Regions from separate parts of the Homo sapiens genome. Here region 2 is linked to region 1. Evidence: read pairs that join two places in POLR2A ChIA-PET (ENCODE). Cell type or tissue: PC-9. All regions are shown on one strand.

Region 1 (5,000 bases):
GCATGATCTCAGCTCACTGCACTCTCTGCCTTCCAGGTTCAAGCGATTCTCCTGCCTCAGCCTCCCAGGTAGCTGGGACTACAAGCACATGCCACCATGCCCGGCTAATTCTGTATTTTTAGCAGAGACGGGGTTTCACCATGTTGGCCAGGCTGGTCTCAAACTCCTGACCACAGGTGATCTGCCCACCTTGGCCTCCCAGAGTGCTGGGATTACAGGTGTGAGCCACTGCACCTGGCCAAATTACATAGATGATGCTAATGAGAAAAGGAGATGAATTTTGTGACACAGTTGTATTCATTGACTGAAGAGCTTTAGGAAGGAAGCTAAATGTTCAGCCAAAAGGAAGGTACAAGAGTAACATTTATTTGAATTCTGTCTTGGATTAGCTTTTCCAAATTTAAAACCATCTGGCATTTCTACCAACTTGAAAACTTAGAAATCTAAAACTGATCCATATTCTGTTTGTATTTGCTAGAATCTGTAAATAACTGATGAAAAACCCATCTTTTTCTTTCTTTCTTTTTTTTTTTTTTGAGACGGAGTCTTGCTCTGTCACCCAGACTGGAGTGCAGTGGCACAATCTTGGCTCACTGCAACCTCTGCCTCCCAGGTTCAAGTAATTCTCCTGCCTCAGCCTCCTGAGTAGCTGGGACTACAGGCGCGTGCCACCATGCCCGGCTAATTTTTTGTATTTTTTTTTTAGTAGAGACGGGGTTTCACCATGTTAGCCAGACTAGTCTCGATCTGCTGACCTCGTGATCCACCTGCCTTGGCCTCCCAAAGTGCTGGGATTACAGGCATGAGCCACCATGCCTGGCCAAAAACCCATCTTTTTCTACATAGTTGCTGTTGCTGATGTAAAGAAGTCTCGTGAACTCAATCCAAATAATTCCACTGCTGTGCTGAGAAAAGGGTATGCAATAGCTACTCTTTTTGTTGAGCTTGGACTGTAAATAATAGATGTTTAATTTGTTGAATGAGTTCATTGTAAGCTTTATAAGTAGTAAAATTATTTATACATATTATAGCAGAGATATGATTCAATTTTAAATATAAAGTTATAGTTCTATTATTTTGTTAACCATAATATGTGATAGGAGATCTATACTTAATATATTTTAAAATAGTGATGATTGAAATAACTGCAGGGTATAGATGAAACTGATGCATTTCACATTCCTTTTTTGTTTATCATTTGGAATTTACTCTATTTAACTGACTGGTGAACATCCTATTATTCAACCAAGCTGAATAGGCTACATTTAATGCTATGAAAGCTCTGTATCTATGTGCTTTATATCCCATCTTGTTTCTGTTGATAAGTGTAACTTTATTCTTTAAGTAAGAAACTGCTTTAATTCCTTTGTATAATTATATTTTGGAATAAGCAAGTATGTATAATTAAAGTGAAATTCCTTCTGAAGTAAGTTCTAAAATTGAATTTTACTGGAAATTATACTAGATGTTAACAGTATTTTAGAAAGTCTCTTGGCTTACTAACATATGCTTAAAATAAATTTTTTCTTTCAACAATAGAAAATACTAAATGTTTTTATTTAGAAAGAAGGCTATTTTCCAGATCTTGTGTGTGTGTTAATTTGTTTTAAATATGTTCATGCAGGATATGTGAATACCATTAAAAAAAACTATGCTGCTTCTCTAGAAACTTTTATAGAAGGACAAAAATTAGATAGTAAGAATTAAATTGTAGTTTTATAAACTTATCCATTTCTGTCTGAAATACCAAAGCTGAATTTTGTTAATGTTAATCTCAAGTTAATTACAGAAACCCAATACCTATTTTTCTCATCTTAATTACACTTCATATTGATTGCAGATATGGGATCACTTAAAATTGGTTAAATCAGCCTTTTAGCATTTAAACCACAGATAAACTTACCATTAGAAGTAAAAAGCCATATGGAAACACTTAACATGCTCTCTCTATTTAGTCTGGCTTTGTTTTTTTCTAATGGAGAAATGAAAATTTAATTTGCTTTCTTGGTCAGAAGTCTGTTCATTTTAAGTTATTCAGAATGCTGAGATGGGAAATCTTAACACTTATAGAGAAGTGAAGTGTATAGTTTGATAAATTATGAGAGGGTACAGAAGAAACACAGAGTTTTGAGAGTATTGTGAGTTTTTAATGTTATATTTTTTAGGGGAATATATGAAGATTATCACAGCAGTGTAGATATCTAGACATATATAGAAATTGTGAGAGCAAGAATTTTAAAATTGGAAAAATACTAAGATAGAGGTTGTGAGTAATCCCAGAAAATTGTAGACTACATAATCCTACTTGTACTATTATTTTATCTTTATGTTATGATAGAATTTTATCACAATTCTCTAAAGCAGTGGTTCTTAACTGGAAACAATTTTGTTTCCCAGGAAACTTTAGGCAATGTTTGAAAGATTTTTGGTTATCATGAATGTTGGATAGGGGATGAGCTACTGACATGTAATGAATATAAACCAGGGGTGCTACTAAATATCCTATAATGCCCAGGACAGTGCTGCCCAACAGAGAAGTATCTAGTTCAAAGTGTCAGTAGTGCTGAGTTAAGAAACTCTGCTCTTACATATTATCTGTTAAATTCTTACTCTGTACTGCTTTAAAGGTTTGCTTTTCTGCTGTATACCTGTTCAAAAAAGGATTTTAGGCCTCATTACACAAATGGAAGCTACAAATTAGGAAAGGAAAGGTCTGGGTGATAGGACTTATTCTCAAATTTGCTTATCCCAGTTTCAGTTTTGGCATGTGAATAATAGGGCTATTCAGTCAGCAAGACAGCATATCTACACTCTTAGCAAATTCTAGAGTCAGGTTATCTAGTGCCTTGATACATATTTGAAAACCCTGAAAAAACATGAGTCATACCATTCTCTACATTTTCTTTTTTCTTTTTCTTTTTTTTGAGACAAGGTGTCACTCTTGCCCAGGCTGGAGTACAATAGTGCGAACTTGGGTCATTGCAACCTCCTCCTCCTGGGTTCAGGTGATCCACCCACCCCAGCCTCCCAAGTAACTGGGGCTACAGGCACGTGCCACCACATCTGACTAATTTTTGCTTTTTTTTTTTTTTTTTTTTTTTTGCAGAGACAGGGTTTTGCCATGTTGTAAAGCCTGGTCTTGAACTCCTGGGCTCAAGCGATCTGCCTGCCTCGGCCTCCCAAAGTGTTGGAGTTACAGGCGTGAGCCATTGTGCCTGGCCTCATCCTCTGCATGTCTAGGCCCTACTACTTTTAAGAGCAATAGAAAAGTTTCCTGCCTAAATTCCTTTCTTTTTTTTCTTTTTTTGGGGGCTGGGGGCACAGAGTCTTGCTCTGTCACCCAGGCTTGAGTGCAATGGCACCATCATAGTTCACTGCAGCCTTGAATTCCAGGGCTCAAGCCATCCTTCTGCCTCTGCCTCCTGAGTAGCTGGGACTACAGGCATGTGTCACCACACTGAGCTAATTCGTTAAATATTTTTTTGTAGAGATGAGGTCTTGCTACATTACCCAGACTGGTCTCTGAACTCCTGGCCTCAAGTGATCCTACTGCCTTGGCCTCCCAAAATGCTGGCATTACAGACAGGAGCCACTGCATCTGGCCCCTAAATGCTTTTCTTGAATGAATAATTTCTTTTTCTTTCTTTCTTTCTTTCTTTTCTTCCTTCCTTCCTTCCTTCCTTCCTTCCTTCCTTCCTTCCTTTCTTTCTTTCTTGTCTTTCTCTCTTTCTCTCTCTCTCTCTTTCTCTCTCCTTCCTTCCTTCCCTTTCTCTTTCTTTTTTCTTTATTTCTTTCCACGGAGTCTCGCCCAGCCTGGAGTGCAATGGTGCGATCTCAGCTCACTGCAACCTCTGCCTCCTGGGTTCAAGTGATTCTCCTGCCTCAGCCTCCCAAGTAGCTGGGATTACAGGTGCATGCCACCACACCCGGCTAATTTTTTATATCTTTAGTAGAGACAGGGTTTCACCACATTGGTCAGGCTGGTCTTGAACTCCTGACCTTGTGATCCGCCCGCCTCAGCCTTCCAAAGTGCTGAGATTACAGACATGAGCCACTGTGCCCACCCGAATAATATCTTAATATCATGCCATTGACATTTATTCTCTAATTATTTCAGAGGTGGCCTTCAGAAGAAGGCCTCCTTGGTAAAATTGCTATTAAGGATATTTCACTGAAAAACAAATTTATCTATAAATTTAAATCCAGGAAAAATTTAAGTTAAACTTTTATGCTTCTATTTTTATCAGACAGGGTAAAACATTTATAACTCAGAATATTACCTTTTCCCCTCTCTGTGTGATAGATTGCTTGGTTTTAGTTACTGATTATTTAAAATAATAAGTTATTCAAAGCTAGGATTTTGATGTAATAGTTCTTCTCTAGAATATGGTGTGTGTGAGAGTGTATTTACATTTTTTATTAAGGCCCATGTAGTTATATTTCTTTTATAAATTAGTAAATTAGAAAATTTTGTTTTAAGAAATTTTTAATTTAAAATTTCCAGATTGCTCTTGCCTGCAGTTACATATTTTACTATGCACTGTGTTTAAATGTAGTCATTGTTCTGTGTCCCCAGAAATGAAAAATTTGTTTATGGATACATTTACACTATTATCTGTAAGCATAAAATTTATCACCTGTAGCCTCTCAACTGCCCTGTAACTTGGAGATATGACAAAACTTCACAGAATTTAAAGATGCTTCTCGGTGTTGGTAGGAAAGGCATGGTAACAGATAAAGCCACTGAGAGAATAGTAGACTGAATAGGTAGCTGCATTGAAGAGCAAGCTGGGGCTGGGAAAGGCTTAGGGACCTCAACTCAGCTCTCAGTTACCAAGCCTCCTCCCCAACCTAACTAATGGCATATTGGGAGTCTGATTTAGTTCTGACTTTGTTGTGTGTATGAGGAAGCTTCTCTAAGGGCAAAGGGGTTGAGGGAAATTTGCATTATTTATATCTGTGAAATTAGTAAGGTTGACTATAGTTAAAATTAATTTAAA
Region 2 (5,000 bases), 1.0 Mb after region 1:
ACTCCTCTCTTTCTTTCACTCTCAACAACCTATCTGGCAGCAAACATTGTGGGCTCCTCCTTCAAACTATATTCAGGATTCAATAATAATTATCTTCTTACTAGGTCACCTCCATTCACCCTTGTCTCTCTACAGCCTCTTCTCCTCACAGCAGCCAGAGTAATACAGTAAAAACTTAAGTCACCAGTCTGTTCAAAAGTCTCAAATGACTTCAACTCTGGGTATACACTCAAAAGACGTGAAAGCAGGGACTCAGGCAGATGTTTGTATACTAGTGATCATAGCATCATTATGAGCAATAGCCAGAAGATGGAAATAACCCGAGCATCCATGGATGGATGAATAAACAAACTCTATATATATAACATATATTCCATTGTGTGTGTGTATATATATATACATATATATAGTATGTATATATATACTATATATACTATATATATGTATATATATATACACACACACAATGGAATATTATGCAGCAATAAAAAGTAATCAAATTCTGATATACACTACGACATGGATGAATCTGGAGGACATTATGCTAACTGAAATAAGCCAATCACAAAAGTAAAAACATTGTTTGATTCCACTTATATCATGTACCTGAAATAGGCAGACAGATAGAGGCAGAAAGCAGAATAGTAGTTGCCAGAGTCTGGGGATAGTGGACAATGGGGAGTTATTGTTTAAAGAGTACAGAGTTTTAGTTGGAGAAGATAAAAAAGTTCTGGAGATGGATGGTGGTGATGGTTGCCCAACAATGTGAGTTTACTTAATGGCAATGAACTGTACATTTAAAAACAGTTAAAATGGTAAATTTTATGTCATGTCTATGTTACCACATTGTGATGGTTAACAATGAGTGTCAACTTGATTGGATTGAAGGATGCAAAGTGTTGTATCTGCATATGTCTTAAGGGTGTTGCCAAAGGGGATTAACATTTGAGTCAGTGGACTGGAAGAGGCAGCCCCACCCTCAATCTGGTGAGCACCACCTAATCAGCTGCCAGAGCATCTAGAGTAAAGCAGGCAGAAGAAGGTGGAAAGAGCACACTTTCTGAGTCCTCTGGCCTTCATCTTTCTTCCACGTTCCCCTCGAACATCAGACTCCAAGTTCTTCAGCTTTTGGACTCTTGGACTTACACCAGTGGTTTGCCAGGGGCTCTCGGGCCTTCGGCCCCAGACTGAAGGCTGCCTTGTCAGCTTCCCTACTTTTGAGGTTTTGGGACTTGGACTGGCTTCCTTGATCCTCAGCTTACAGATGTCCTATCGTGGGACTTTACCTTGTGATCATGTGAGTCAATTCTCCTTAATAAACTCCCCTTCATATATACAAATATCCTATTAGTTTTGTCCCTTTAGAGAACCCTGACTAACACACACACACACACACACACACAAACACACACACACACACACACAAATACCTACAAAACTGGAATGGCCACCCATTTCAGATTAAAAGCTCAAATTCTGATATTGACCTAAAGATCCCATGCAGTTGGATTCCATATTATCCTCTGCTCTAAGTTCTTTTGCCCTCATCCCTGTTCACTCCACTCCAGCCCATGGCAACTTCTTTGTAATCCTCAAACACCCAGAGCATGGAGCCTCTTCAGGTGCTGCCGTTCACTCTACCTGGAAGGCTGGGGTGCGAGACCCCCAGATACTCCGAGGGCTTACATTCCTCCCTGCCCCCACCCTTCATCTCCATGGAATGTGTTAATTCATTACTTGTAGTAGAATTTTAATAGAGTGAATATTAAATTTAGGCATCAAATTTCAAAGCAACAAAAAAGGAGAGAAAATAGAGTTGATTTGTGACTGCTCTGAAATAAATTAACAAAAAGACAAATGGCAAAGTCAAGACATTGTTCTGTTAATAACAGTTACTACTCAGATGTGTCTTCTCAGGGAGGCTTCCCTGACCACTGCTTCTAATGAAAACACATTCCCCCTTCCCTGTTTTACCTTTCTCTAATATAACTTATTAGCATTTGACAGTCTATATAACACATATATGTTTACTTGTTTCTACCACTCTAACATAAGTTCCATGAGGATAGAATTTTACTTCTGTTTTGTTCACTTCTGCTTCCTTGATGCTTAGAATAGTGCCTAACACCTAGTAGTCACTCGATAAATATTTGCTGATAAATATCTAATATGTATGAACTAATAACACAAGCTAAAAGGCAAGAAAATACATTCAAAACATCATTTTAAAATCCAAAATCTTAGCCTGGGCAACATAGCGAAATCTTGTTTCTACAAAAAATACAAAAATTAGCTGGGTATGACGGTGCATACCTGTAGTTCCAGCTACTCGGGAGGCTGAGGTGGGAGCATGGCTTGAGCCCAGGAGGTGGAGGTTGCAGTGAGCTGAGATTACACCACTGCACTCCAGCCTGGGCGACAAAGTCAGACTCTGTCTCAAATAAATAAATAAATAAAATCCAAAGTCTTTATATTAATTAATTAAATATTTCTCAGAAAATCTAATGAGATGAATCATTGATTAGGAATCTAATCATGTAAGATTTAGATTTTTAGTTTTTCCTGAATAATACTAGGTTCTTATATTTTGATATCTAATATTTCATGGTTTTTTATTTCCAAAATACCTTGCAATCATTCATATTCAGATTTAATTCAACAAACATTTACCAAGGGCCTTCTATGTACTGGATAATATTTGTCCAATTTGATTTGGCTTCATTATTGTCACAGCTCTGTAATCATCCAGTAAATGTTTTTGGTTTTTAAAAATATGTACCCTTTCAAATTTGAATAGAAGCAAATTTTTATCAGCTGGGATGATAAATTGGAGATTGAGATTGTTTTTTCCCCCATAACCATGATTCCTTCTCTTTATGCCCCTCAATGCCACTCAAAACTAGTGACATTACCAGATCCGGGGCAATCATAGACTTACAAAATCATAGAGATGCGTGCACCATGAGAATCCATCTCACCCACTGCCTGCTCCAGGCTGGAAGTGATTTTATCCCATTTTACTAAATAGGGATATATCTTCTTTGGAGGTTAGTCTTTCAGAAGCACTTACTTCTACCATAATTACATATAAAAATTAATCGTGTGTTATATGATGATCCTCATTTTATAGATGAAGAAATTAAGGTAGATAATTTAAGTTTCCTACCTTATCAAATCAAGTTTGTGATAGGATTAAAATTCACACAAACCTCAAATGATCAACTTCTGAGTGGCTTTCTGAAGCTTATTAATTTTTTTTTTTTTTTTTTTTTTGAGACGGAGTCTCACTCTGTCTCCCAGGCTGGAGTGCAGTGGCGCAATCTCGGCTCACTGCAACCTCCACCTCCCAGGTTCCAGTGATTCTCCCACCTCAGCCTCCTGAGTAGCTGGGATTACAGGCATGTGCCACCATGCCCAGCTAATTTTTTGTATTTTTAGTAGAGATGGGGTTTCACCATGTTTGCCAGTCTGGTCTCGAACTCCTGACCTCAAGTGATCCGCTTGCCTCGGCCTCCCAAAGTGCTGGGATTACAGGCATGCGCCACTGCACCCGGCCTTGAAGCTTATTGATTTTTATTAGCACACAATATCTTTTCTTCGACAAGTAACATCTTCCACAAACCAATGTCTTTGGAGTAAAAGCATACAATTTTTGACTCTATAAATGACTCAATTTTGAAACTCTCTCAAATCAGGTTTTTAACTTATAAATGGCAACATATAATTTTCAGGGATGCAGTTAAAATTCTATCACATCCACCTCCCTGGGATGTGTCAATTAATTACTTGTAGTAGAATTTTGGTAGAGTGAATATTAAATTCAGCCATTAAATTCCAAAGCAGCAAAAATGGGAGAGAAAATAGAGCTGATATGTGAGTGCTCTGAAATAAATCGACAGACAGACAAGTGACAAAGTCAAGATGTCGCTCTGTTAGTAACAGTTACCACTTACTGATGACAAAGATTCTCTCCTTGACCAAAGTTTAGTCAGGCCTCTCCGAGCCCTCTCTGGACTGGACTTCAGCCTCAGCTCCTGTTCTTGCCAAACCTGCAGAAGGCCAGTCTTAGCAAGAATCCTGCTAAGTCACTTTAGAGAAAATTTCTTACCCTTGATGTCTGATTACCCTTGATATCTGATCAAGTTCCTCTTCCCCTACTTCTGATATATAAGCCCTTGACCTGCCTTCAGCAAGAATCCTGTTAAGTCAGTTTAGCAAGAATCCCTCCTACCGTTGATGTCTCCCCTTAGTAGTGTTCCATCCACTGAAGCCCTCACTCTGCTCATTGGCTACAAAGCCCCAGCTGTCTCTGCTCTATCTGGAGTTGAGCTCAGTCTCTCTCCTCTGTTGCAATTGTCTTAACACCTATTGCAAGAGTCCTGAACAAAGTCTTCCAGTCTTTCTTACCATTTTAACAAGTGTCAGAATAACTTTTTCTTTACCACTGAGCATCTTTCCATTTATTTATTCTGTCTGTATTCTCTTTCAAGGTCTTGCAATTTATTTATTAACTGATGGGAAATTCACACTTTGGGGTGGTTTGGGTGAGTAATAAGGGAATTAAACTGTTTGGATTGATGCATTGTTTTGAAGTTAGTGATGAGAACAAAGAAGAGAAGGAAAAGATGGTAAGTTTCAGTTTATCACCTGGAAGATTGATTAAAAGGTCCTATTCTGCCATCTGGTTCCTAGATATCTCTAAACACATTTTTAATAGTTTTGGTAAATTGAGACACTGTCTTCAGAGGCTGCTGCTCACAATTTAACAAGATTATAAGTTGAGAGGGACAAATAGTCCTTACCTGGACATTTGAATATTGGAAGTGAGCCAGCTCACTCTCCAGGGAGTATTTTTCTGCAATTCTGTAGCTAGTATAGGAAAGGATCATGTAAAAAGGAGAATAACCTGGGCTAAGAACTAATCTCTCCAAACCTTACTGACGGAATCTTATTTTATTTTATAAGATGGAAATGCTTGTTAAGTTTTTGTGTAAGATTTT

The links. Peaks named below come from ENCODE experiments on the same cell type or tissue, not always from the same donor. Only the 100,000 strongest peaks of a DNase experiment are listed, where the experiment ranks them.
Region 2: POLR2A ChIA-PET joins it to region 1 with 7 read pairs; 2 of 35 experiments call an interaction of 5 or more read pairs at or near these places.

What each region holds. Positions count from the first base shown.
Region 1 is chr13:40,908,430-40,913,429 of GRCh38, reverse strand. It overlaps the pseudogene TPTE2P5 and the pseudogene SUGT1P3. Among named protein-coding and RNA genes, the nearest start is that of MIR621, 100 kb to the right of the region's middle. RefSeq lists an enhancer at 1,241-1,948. In PC-9, no CTCF peak of the experiment used is centred here; no DNase peak of the experiment used is centred here; H3K27ac peaks cover 424 bases.
Region 2 is chr13:39,901,118-39,906,117 of GRCh38, reverse strand. No RefSeq gene overlaps it. Among named protein-coding and RNA genes, the nearest start is that of MIR4305, 240 kb to the right of the region's middle. In PC-9, no CTCF peak of the experiment used is centred here; no DNase peak of the experiment used is centred here.